Linked DNA regions of Homo sapiens: all the other regions are linked to region 1. A link is a contact called in ENCODE Hi-C or POLR2A ChIA-PET data. All regions are on one chromosome and are shown on one strand. Each heading gives the region's core, a stretch centred on a gene start or an enhancer-like site at or near the end of the contact. The rest is flanking DNA. Distances are from core to core; before and after follow the strand shown. Region 1 holds the start of LINC03006 (long intergenic non-protein coding RNA 3006). Region 2 overlaps CRCP (CGRP receptor component). Region 3 has its middle 15 kb from the start of CRCP.

Region 1 (3,062 bases), core at 402-2,901:
GCCAACATCAGACAAATTCACTGGAGGACCTATGTATGTGCTTTGAAAGACAACACTGTTTTGGTAAAGAATACTGTATTTCAGAAAAACATAATCATATTAACAACTAATAACACTGTAAAATGCTGATGTGTTGAATGCTACTTTAGAAAAACATGTTCAAGTCTAGGAAAAAGATTTCCGATAGAAAACTACGTATCAATTACCTAGCTAGCTAGCTATCTAGAGACAAGGTTTCATTCTATTGCTCAGGATGGAGAGCAGTGGGATGACCATAGCTCACTGCAGCCTTCAGCTCCTGGCCTCAAGTTATCCTCCTGCCTCAGACTCTTAAGTAGTGGGGCCACAGGTGGACACAGGTACACCTGGCTTTTTTTGTTTGTTTTTTATAAACAGGGTTTCACTACATGGCCCAGGCTGGTCTCAAGCTCTGGAGTCTTGCTCTGTCGCCCAGACTGGGGTGCAGTGATGCTTCTCGGCTCACTGCAACCTCCGCCTCCTGGGTTCAAGAGACTCTCCTGTCTTAGCCTCCTGAGTAGCTGGGACTACAGGCATGCACCACCACGCCCGGCTAATTTTGTATTTTTAGTAGAGATGGGGTTTCTCCATGTTGGTCAGGCTGGTCTTGAACTCCCAACCTCAGGTGATCGGCCCGCCTCAGCTTCCCAAAGTGCTGAGATTACAGGTGTGAGCCACCGCGCCCAGCCTAATTTTTGTATTTTTTTGTAGAGACTGGGTTTCACCATATTGGCAAGGATGGTCTCAAACTCCTGACCTCAGGTGATCCACCCGCCTCGGCCTCCCAAAGTGTTGGGATTACAGGCGTGAGCCACCGCACTTTCTTATGTTATTAAATAGCCTAGCCCAGGAGGGTACGGTGGCTCACGCCTGTAATCCCAACAACTCTAAAGGCCAAGGTGAGAAGATCGCTTGAACCCAGGAGTTCGAGACCGGCCCGGGCAACATAGCAAGACCCCCCCCATCTCTACGGAAGATACAAAAATTAGGCCAAGCGTGCACCGCGCCTGGCTAATCTTTGTATCTTTCGTAGAGACGGGGTTGCGTCATGTTGTCCAGGCGCATCTCGAACTCCTGAACCCAAGCCATCCTCCTGCCTCGGCCTCCCAAAGTGCCGGGATAGCACGGCCCAGGGAGCCTCATGTGTTCTTTAAGCAGTCCCTCCCGGTTGTACACTTGGATAGTTTTCTTTTTTATTTTTTTATACAGGGTTTACCTCAGTCTCGCAGGCAGGAGTGCTGTGGTGAGATCACAGCTCATTGGAGCCTTGAATCTTGGGGTTCAAGTAGCTGGGAGGCTGAGGTTGGACTACAGAGGTGGGGTTGCGCCATATTGCTAGGCTGCTCTTGGCCTGAAGGAATCCTCCTTCCTGGGCCGTGCCCGGACACATAGTTTTCCATTTTTGACCGACATAAATACTGTGCTGGGTGGGAGTTTGTCAACTACCCCTTTCCAGCCAGCAACACACAGGAACTGGCGGGGAGGTCGCGGTTACCAGGCTCCACTCTGAGAAGACTGCCCAGCTCCAGGAACTGTACAGCCCTTGTGACGTGGCAGAAGGCCCGCCCCTGTGACGTCACCGAAGGCGCCCCCAAGATGTCGCAAAGGCCCGCCCCTCACGCAGAGCCAATCGGAACTCCAGGTGCTGGGTCTTCCAGGAGCGCGCCTGCGCGGGAGGGTGACCACAGGCGGCCGGGCGGGATGTCCTGTCCGCAGTCTTCAGCCCAGCCGCCGCCACCCATAAGCTATGAGGAGGAGTTTACGACCACCTGGACTACTACCACCTGCGTGACTTCCCGGCCTGCGGGGTCCGCGCAGCAAAGGCTTGACGCTGCTGGAGCAGGCGCTGCGCACCTACTGGCTGGCGCCTGGTAGGCACGAGCGCAGGGTCGCCCAGAAGCTCCTCAATGGCCTGAGCAAGTACCAGCCAGCGCCAGCTGCAGCCCTGGCCGCGCACTCGCCTCAGCTGAGCCTGGGTATGTGCACCCCCCAACACTTCCCCCAGCCATGTTCCGGGGACCTCGAGAGCGTCCCCCACCGCCCGGTGCCATTCGTGCTGGGCAGGGTCGGCCCCCTTTGAGGCTGCCCCGCGTTAGGGAGCTGCACCGCACCCCCCCAGCTTGACCTCTGACTGCCGTTGCAATAGTATTAAAGCCTTTGGAACTTTGTAGGTGGGTAGAAGGGGCTAGGAAACGAAGAAAACATCTTTTTAAAAATTTATATAAGGGACTGGCCGGGTGCGGTGGCTCACACCTGTAATCCCAGCACTTTAGGAGGCCGAGTGGGTGGATCACCAGGTCAGGAGTTGAAGACCAGCCTGGCCAGCATGGTGAAACCCCGTCTCTACTAAAAATACAAAAATTAGCTAGGGGTGGTGGCGGGCGCCTGTAATCCCAGCTACTCGGGAGGCTGAGGCAGAGAATTGCTTGAACCCGGGAGGTGGAGGTTGCAGTGAGCCGAGACCGCGCCATTGCACTCCAGCCTGGGCAACAAGAGCAAAACTCTGTCTCTAAATAAATAAATAAGATTTTCAAGGCGAGGCATGGTGGGTCACACCTAAATAAGTAAATAAATAAATAAAATGGATTTTCGGCTGGGCATGGTGGCTCACGCCTGTAATCCCAGCACTTTGGGAGGCCGAGGCGGGCGGTTCACGAGGTCAGGAGATCGAGACCATCCTGGCTAACACGGTGAAACCCCGTCTCTACTGAAAATACAAAAAAAAAAAAAAAATTACCCAGGCGTGATGGCGCGCGCCTGTAGTCCCAGCTACTGGGAAGGCTGAGGCAGGAGAATGGCGTGAACCCGGGAGGCATAGTTTGCAATGAGCCAAGACTGTGCCACTGCACTTCAGCCTGGGTGACAGTGAGACTCCGTCTCAAAAAAATAAATAAATTATAAAAAATGAAATAAAATGGATTTTCAAGGCCAGGCATAGTGGGTCACACCTATAATCCCAGCACTTTGGGAGGCCAAGGCAGAAGGATTGCTTGAGCCCAGGAGTTCGAGACCAGCCTGGGCAACAGGGCAAAACCCTGTCTCTA
Region 2 (3,062 bases), core at 167-2,666, 380 kb before region 1:
ACACAGTGAAACCCCGTCTCTACTAAAAATACAAAAAATTAGCTGGGCGTGGCAGCGTGCGCCTGTAGTCCCAGCTACACGGGAGGCTGAGGCAGGAGAATGGTGTGAACCCAGGAGGCAGAGGTTGTAGTAAGCCAAGATCGTGCCACTGCACTCCAGCCTGGGTGACAGAGTAAGACCCACTCTCTTTGGGGAAAAAAAAGGTGGGGGTGAGGGATAATGTAGTCATTGTCATTTATCCTAGTGATCCAAGACGTGCTAGTAAGTTTTTTATTTCTGAAAGTTTCTTTTTTGTTTATATTTCATTTAGTTTAATGCAGCTTAGGGTTTCTTCCTGTGACTGGGAACCTTAGGTTGAAAAAAAAGGTCTTGACTGTAATTAAGGAGGATTGGATGTTGATAAAAGCTCCGGCCGTTAGTGAACTTAGCAAAATTCTTTTCTGCACATTATTTTCTCAAACGGAGATCATCTTTTCTCCAGGTTAAATAATCAAATCTTGGCTATTTCCCTCCTTTCCCTGCTTTATTCTTTGGGCGCAATCATCACTTACTGCAGTCTCAAACTCCTGGGCTCAAGCAATCCTCCTGCCTCAGCCTTCCAAGTAGCTGGGACTATAGCTATGTGCCACCATGTCCAGCTAATTATTTTTTATTATTTTTTGTAGAGATGGGGTTGCCCAGGCTGGTCTTGAACTCCTGGGCTCAAGTGATCCTCTCACATCACCCTCTCAAAGTGCTGGGGTTATAGACATGAATCACTGTGTCCGGCCTTTCACCTTTTCTTTCCAACACAGGAGAAACAGTCCAAATAAAGAAGTAAAGTTCAAAGCACCATCTCAAGGTTCTCAGATACCAACCATTTCAGGTAGTTGAGAACATAAGGGGAAATAAAACTTAAAAATCCAAAGTATCAACAGCTGGGTTAACATAAATGATACATTTATTATCTCAATCCCAGGAGCATCAAACCGGGTTGCCGACCTCCAAAAATGGCAACTTGAAGTCGCCAAACCTAAAGTCCTACTTTCCTCAAAATGATTCAAAGATCTGATAGCAACAATGTATACTATTAAATATTTGATCCAGAACAGTTCACTGAATCTGGCTTTCTAAATTTCAACTTTCTCTAATGTAAAATGAAAGTAACGCCTACAGCGAGGACAAAAGGAGAACACATGTAACAGTGTTTTACAAGCAATAACGCTCTATATGAGTCAAGACTTCATAATCACGAAATCACTAACAGGCCTAGATGGTAGTGCTGTTCAGGGCAGTGGCCTGTGAGGTCACAGGATTCACTGACCTCAGGCCGGAGGGCTCACAAATCATTCCAAATCAATACACAACCGGGCACAACAAGTCCTAAGCTGGGTGGCCACCTCATTTCCTCACCGAGCCTCTGAGTCAGCAGGCAGTCATCAGAGGGCCACAGCAAATCACAGCCCAGGCGTAACTGAAGAGGTGAGGCTTCAGCCTCCAAAAGACACCTGGCTTCCAAGTGAATGCTAATAAATGTTGGATGCTGGGACTGTTTTCTGAACCCAGGGAGAAAAAATGGCTCTAGTGTTAATATAGGGAACTTCTCACTCAAGTCCTTTGTGCTTGCCACTGTAAGTGAAACCTTTTATTTCCTTTTGTTTTCTAGAGAAGGAGTTTCGCTCTTGTCGCCCAGGCTGGAGTGCAGTCACGCTCACTACACTTCGCTCACTACAACTTCCGCCTCCCAGGTTCAAGCGATTCTCCTGCCTCAGCCTCCCAAGTAGCTGGGATTACAGGTGCCCGCCACCATGCCCAGCTAATTTCTGTATTTTTAGTAGGGATGAGGTTTCGCCATGTTGGCCAAGCTGGTCACAAACTCCTGACCTCAGGTGATCCACCCACCTCGGTCTCTTAAAGTACTGGGATTACAGGCGTGAGCCACCGTGCCCAGCCATTTGCTTTTTTTTTTTTAAAAGACAGGTTCTTGCTCAGTCACACAGGCTGGAGTACAGTGGCACTATCATAGCTCACTGCAGCCTTGAACTTCTGGGCTCAAACAATCCTCTCACCTTAGTCTCCTGAGTAGCTGGGACCACAGGTGTGCGCCACCATACCTGGCTAATTTTTTTCATTTTTTGTAGAGATGGGGTCTTACTATGTTGCCCAGGCTGGTTTTGAATTCCTGGCCTCAAGCAATCCTCCCACCTTGGCCTCCCAAAGTGCTGGGATCACAGGCGCAAGCCACCATGTTCGGCCACAGCTTTCATTTCTTATTCACTCTGGTGAGAAGCGATACTGCTACAAACCTTGGTAAACAATTTGCTACCTTTTGTAGCCAAATTCCAGAGTGGGAAGAATCTGGCTATAAAATGGTCCAACTACTGAGAAACAGCAGTTTCTACCAAGGCCTACCTACTTTGTAGAAACGAGAAGGAAACCATCTCAGGGGATGCCACACACATCTTTCTTCTCATCAAGCACAAGTACCTGGCTTGGAGGAGCAAAGTAAAGCTTCTGAATCAGAAGGTCCCAATCAGCCACTCACCAGCCCTCTGGGCTAAAATGGAGAGGACACTTGCCCCCTTCCAAGACTATGGGGCGGGCATTCGAAGTGACAGACAATCACAGGCACCAGGACCAAGGACTGAGACCGTGTCTGGCACACCCCATGCACTCTTTTTTTTTTTTTTTCCCAAGATGGAGTCTCACTCTGTCACCCAGGCTGGAGTGCAGTGGTGCAATCCTGGCTCACTGCAACCTTGGCCTCCCGGGTTCAAGTGATTCTGCCTCAGCCTCCCAAGTAGCTGGGATTACAGGTGTGCACCATCATGCCCAGCTAATTTCTGTACTTTTAGTAGAGATGGGGTTTTACCACTTTAGCCAGGCTGGTCTTGAACTCCTGACCTCAGGTGATCTGCCCACCTTGGCCTCTCAAAGTGCTGGCATTACAGGCATGAGCCACCGCGCCCGGCCCACCCCAGGCACTCTCAATAGCAGCAAATCTTCCCCCAAGTAATGATACCACTTTCCACAGGCTCTGGCTGAGGTCACACTAATCCTCATCTCTTCTCTCTGCCTGTCAT
Region 3 (3,062 bases), core at 418-2,917, 330 kb before region 1:
GCATGCACCAACATGCCCTTCTAATTTTTGAATTTTTAGTAGAAATGGGGTTTCACCATGTTTGGCCAGGCTGGTCTCGAACTCCTGATCTCAGGCTACCCACCCACCTTGGCCTCCCAGAGTGCTGGGATGACAGGTGTGAGCCACTGTGCCTGGCCTCATTTTTTTTTTTTTACTTCACTTTATTGTGCTTCAGAGATATTGCATTCCTTAACATTTTTTAAATTTAAAAATATAAATAGGCCGGGCGCAGTGGCTCAAGCCTGTAATCCCAGCACTTTGGGAGACTGAGGTGGGCGGATCACAAGGTCAGGAGATCGAGACCATCCTGGCTAACACGGTGAAACCCCATATATACTAAAAATACAAAAAAATTAGCCGGGCGTGGTGGCGGGCACCTGTAGTCCCAGCTACTCGGGAGGCTGAGGCAGGAGAATGGCGTGAACCCAGGAGGCGGAGCTTGCAGTGAGCTGAGATTGTGCCACTGCACTCCAGCCTGAGCGACAGAACAAGACTCTGTCTCAAAAAAAAAAGATAATAATAATAATATTTAAAACAATTTAGATGGGGGGGGGTCTCGCTATGTTGACCAGGCTGGTTTCGAACTCCTGGCATCAAGCAATCCTCCCATCTCAGCCTCCCAAAGTGCTGGAGTTACAGGCGTGAGTCACCATGCGTGGCCCATTTTTTAACATACTAGAGGATTGTGGCAACCCTGTGTTGAGGTAGCGTATTGGTGCCGTTTTTCCAACAGCATGTGTTCATTCGCTGTCTTTGTGTCACATTTCGGTAATTCTTATTGTATTTCAAACTTTATTACTATTTTTTTGAGACAGAGTCTTACTCCATTGCCCAGGCTCAAGTGCAGTGGTTTGACCATAGCTCACTGCAGCCTTGACCGCCTGGGCTCAAGTGATCCTCTTGCCTCAGCCTTCTGAGTAGCTGGGATGACTGGTTTGTGCCACCATTCCTGGCTAATTTTTAATTTTTTTTTAAATTTTTATTTTTGTAAAAACAGGGTCTCACTATGTTGGTCAGGCTGGTCTCAAACGCCTGGGTTTCTAGCAATCTTCCCGCCTCAGCCTCCCAAATAGATGGATTACAGGCGTGAGCCACTGCACCTGGCTCTTTTTTTTTTTTTTGAGATGGAGTCTCACTCTGTCGCCCAGGCTGGAGTGCAGTAGCCCGATCTCAGCTAACTGCAACCTCCGCCTCCCAGGTTCAAGCGTTTCTTCTGCCTCAGCCTCTGGAGTAGCTGGGAGTATGGGTATGAGCCACCAAGCCCGCTTGGCTGTTTCTTTTTCTTCCTCCCTCTTTCCTCCTCCTCATTCTTTTTCCTCCTCCTTCCTTCCTCCTTACTGCTGCCCCCCAAATTGCTGGGATTACAGGCATGAGCCACCGTGCCTGGCAGTTTCCGTCTCTTCCTTCTCCTCCTCCCCCCTCCCCTCCCCTCCTCCTTTACAGGCCTGAGCCACCAATCCATGTAGTTTCCTTCTCCTCCTCCTCCTTTACAGGCATGAGCCACTGCGCTTGGCTGTTTTTTCCTCCTCCTCCTCCTCCTCCTCCTCCTTTACAGGCGTAAGCCACCTCGCCTGGCTGTTTCCTCCTCCTCCTCCTTTACAGGCTGCGCCACCACACCTGGCTGTTTCTCCCTCTTCCTCCTCCTCCTCGTCCTTTACAGTCGTGAGCCACCTCGCCTGGCTGTTTCCTCCTCCTCCTCCTCTTCCTTCTCCTCCTTTACCGGCATGAGCCACCCTTCCTGGCTGTTTCTTCTTCCTCCTGCTCCTCCTCCTCCTCCTTTACAGGCATGAGCCACTGTGCCTGGCTGTCTCCTCCTCCTCCTCTACAGGCGTGAGCCACTGCAACTGGCTGTTTCCTCCTCCTCCTTTGCAGGCTTGAGCCACTGTGCCTGGCTGTTTCTTCCTCCTCTTTCTCCTTTACAGGCGTGAGCCACCACGCCTGGCTGTTTCCTCCTGCTCCTCCTCCTCTTCCTCTTCCTTTACAGGTGTGAGAGCCACCAGGCCTGGCTGTTTCTTCCTTCTCCTCCTCCTCCTCATTCTCCTCCTCCTTTACAGACCTGAGCCAGGGAGCCTGGCTGTTTCTTCCTCCTACTCCTCCTCTACAGGTGTAAGCCACCAAGCCTCGCCGTTTCCTTCTCCTCCTCCCTCTCCTCCTTCTCCCCCTCCTCCTCTTCTCCCCCTCCCTCCTCCCCCTCCTTTCCTCCTCCTCCCTTCTTCCTTTCCTCCTCTTCCACCTCCTTCTCCACCTCCTCCTCCTCCACCTCCTTCTCCTCCTCCTCCACCTCCTTCTCCTCCTCCTCTCCTCCTCCTCCCCTCCTCCTCCTCTCCTCCTCCCCCTCTCCTCCTCTCCTCCTCCTCCCCTCCTTCTCCTCTCCTTCTCTCCTCCTCCTCCCCTCCTCCTCCTCCCCTCCTCCTCCCCTCCTCCTCCCCTCCTTCTACTCCCCTCCTCCTCCGCTCCTTCTCCTCCCCTCCTCCTCCTCCCCTCCTCCTCCTCTCCTCCTCCTCTCCTCCTCCTCTCCTCTCCGCCTCCTCTCCTCCTCTCCTCTCCGCCTCCTCTCCTCCACTCCTTCTACTCCCCTCCTCCTCCGCTCCTTCTCCTCCCCTCCTTCTCCTCCCCTCCTCCTCTCCTCTCCTCCTCCTCCCCTCCTCCTCCTCTCCTCCTCCTCTCCTCCTCCTCTCCTCTCCGCCTCCTCTCCTCCTCCTCCTCTCCTCCTCCTCTCCTCCTCTCCTCTCCTCCACTCCTCCTCCTCCACCTCCTCTTCTTTCTCCTCCTCCTCTTCTTCCTCCTCCTCCTCCATCTCCTGCTCCTCCACTGCTCCTGGCTGTTTCTTCCTCCTCCTCCTCCTCCTCTTCCTTCTCCTCCTCCTCCTCCTTTAACAGGCATGAGCCACCACACCTGGCTGTTTCCTCCTCCTCCTTTACAGGCTTGAGCCACTGTGCCTGGCTGTTTCTTCCTCCTCCTCTTCCTCCTTTACAGGCATGAGCCACGGCCTGGCTGTTTCCTCCCGTTCCTCCTCCTCCTCCTCCCCCCCCCACTCCTCC

Evidence for each region. Hi-C counts contacts between places; a loop is a spot of excess contacts on that map. ChIA-PET counts read pairs that join two places held with the same protein, here RNA polymerase II (POLR2A). Pooled maps may share reads with other maps.
Region 2: a pooled map shows a loop between it and region 1 (3-fold over the local background). The contact joins the enhancer-like site here to the promoter of LINC03006 in region 1. A Hi-C loop is called at or near these places in 1 of 50 pooled maps. POLR2A ChIA-PET finds 5 or more read pairs at or near these places in 2 of 52 experiments (activated CD8-positive, alpha-beta memory T cell and activated T-cell).
Region 3: a loop to region 1 is called in a pooled map, with 3 times the contacts of the local background. The contact joins the enhancer-like site here to the promoter of LINC03006 in region 1. A Hi-C loop is called at or near these places in 1 of 50 pooled maps.

What each region holds. Positions count from the first base shown.
Region 1 is chr7:65,769,399-65,772,460 of GRCh38, reverse strand. LINC03006 (long intergenic non-protein coding RNA 3006) reads left to right here and starts at 1,651. Exons shown (of 8, transcript NR_038378.4): 1 at 1,651-1,994. RefSeq lists enhancers at 1,500-1,749, 1,996-2,618, 2,619-3,062.
Region 2 is chr7:66,146,950-66,150,011 of GRCh38, reverse strand. All of the region lies in intron 5 of CRCP (CGRP receptor component), which reads right to left. Among named protein-coding and RNA genes, the nearest start is that of CRCP, 34 kb to the right of the region's middle. RefSeq lists enhancers at 1,348-1,527, 807-2,006. Within about 2 kb of position 1,416, at least 18 of the 41 ENCODE cell types and tissues checked have a DNase peak (open chromatin) inside an H3K27ac peak, as active enhancers do.
Region 3 is chr7:66,098,721-66,101,782 of GRCh38, reverse strand. No RefSeq gene overlaps it. Among named protein-coding and RNA genes, the nearest start is that of CRCP, 15 kb to the left of the region's middle. RefSeq lists an enhancer at 1,017-1,578. Within about 2 kb of position 1,667, at least 38 of the 41 ENCODE cell types and tissues checked have a DNase peak (open chromatin) inside an H3K27ac peak, as active enhancers do.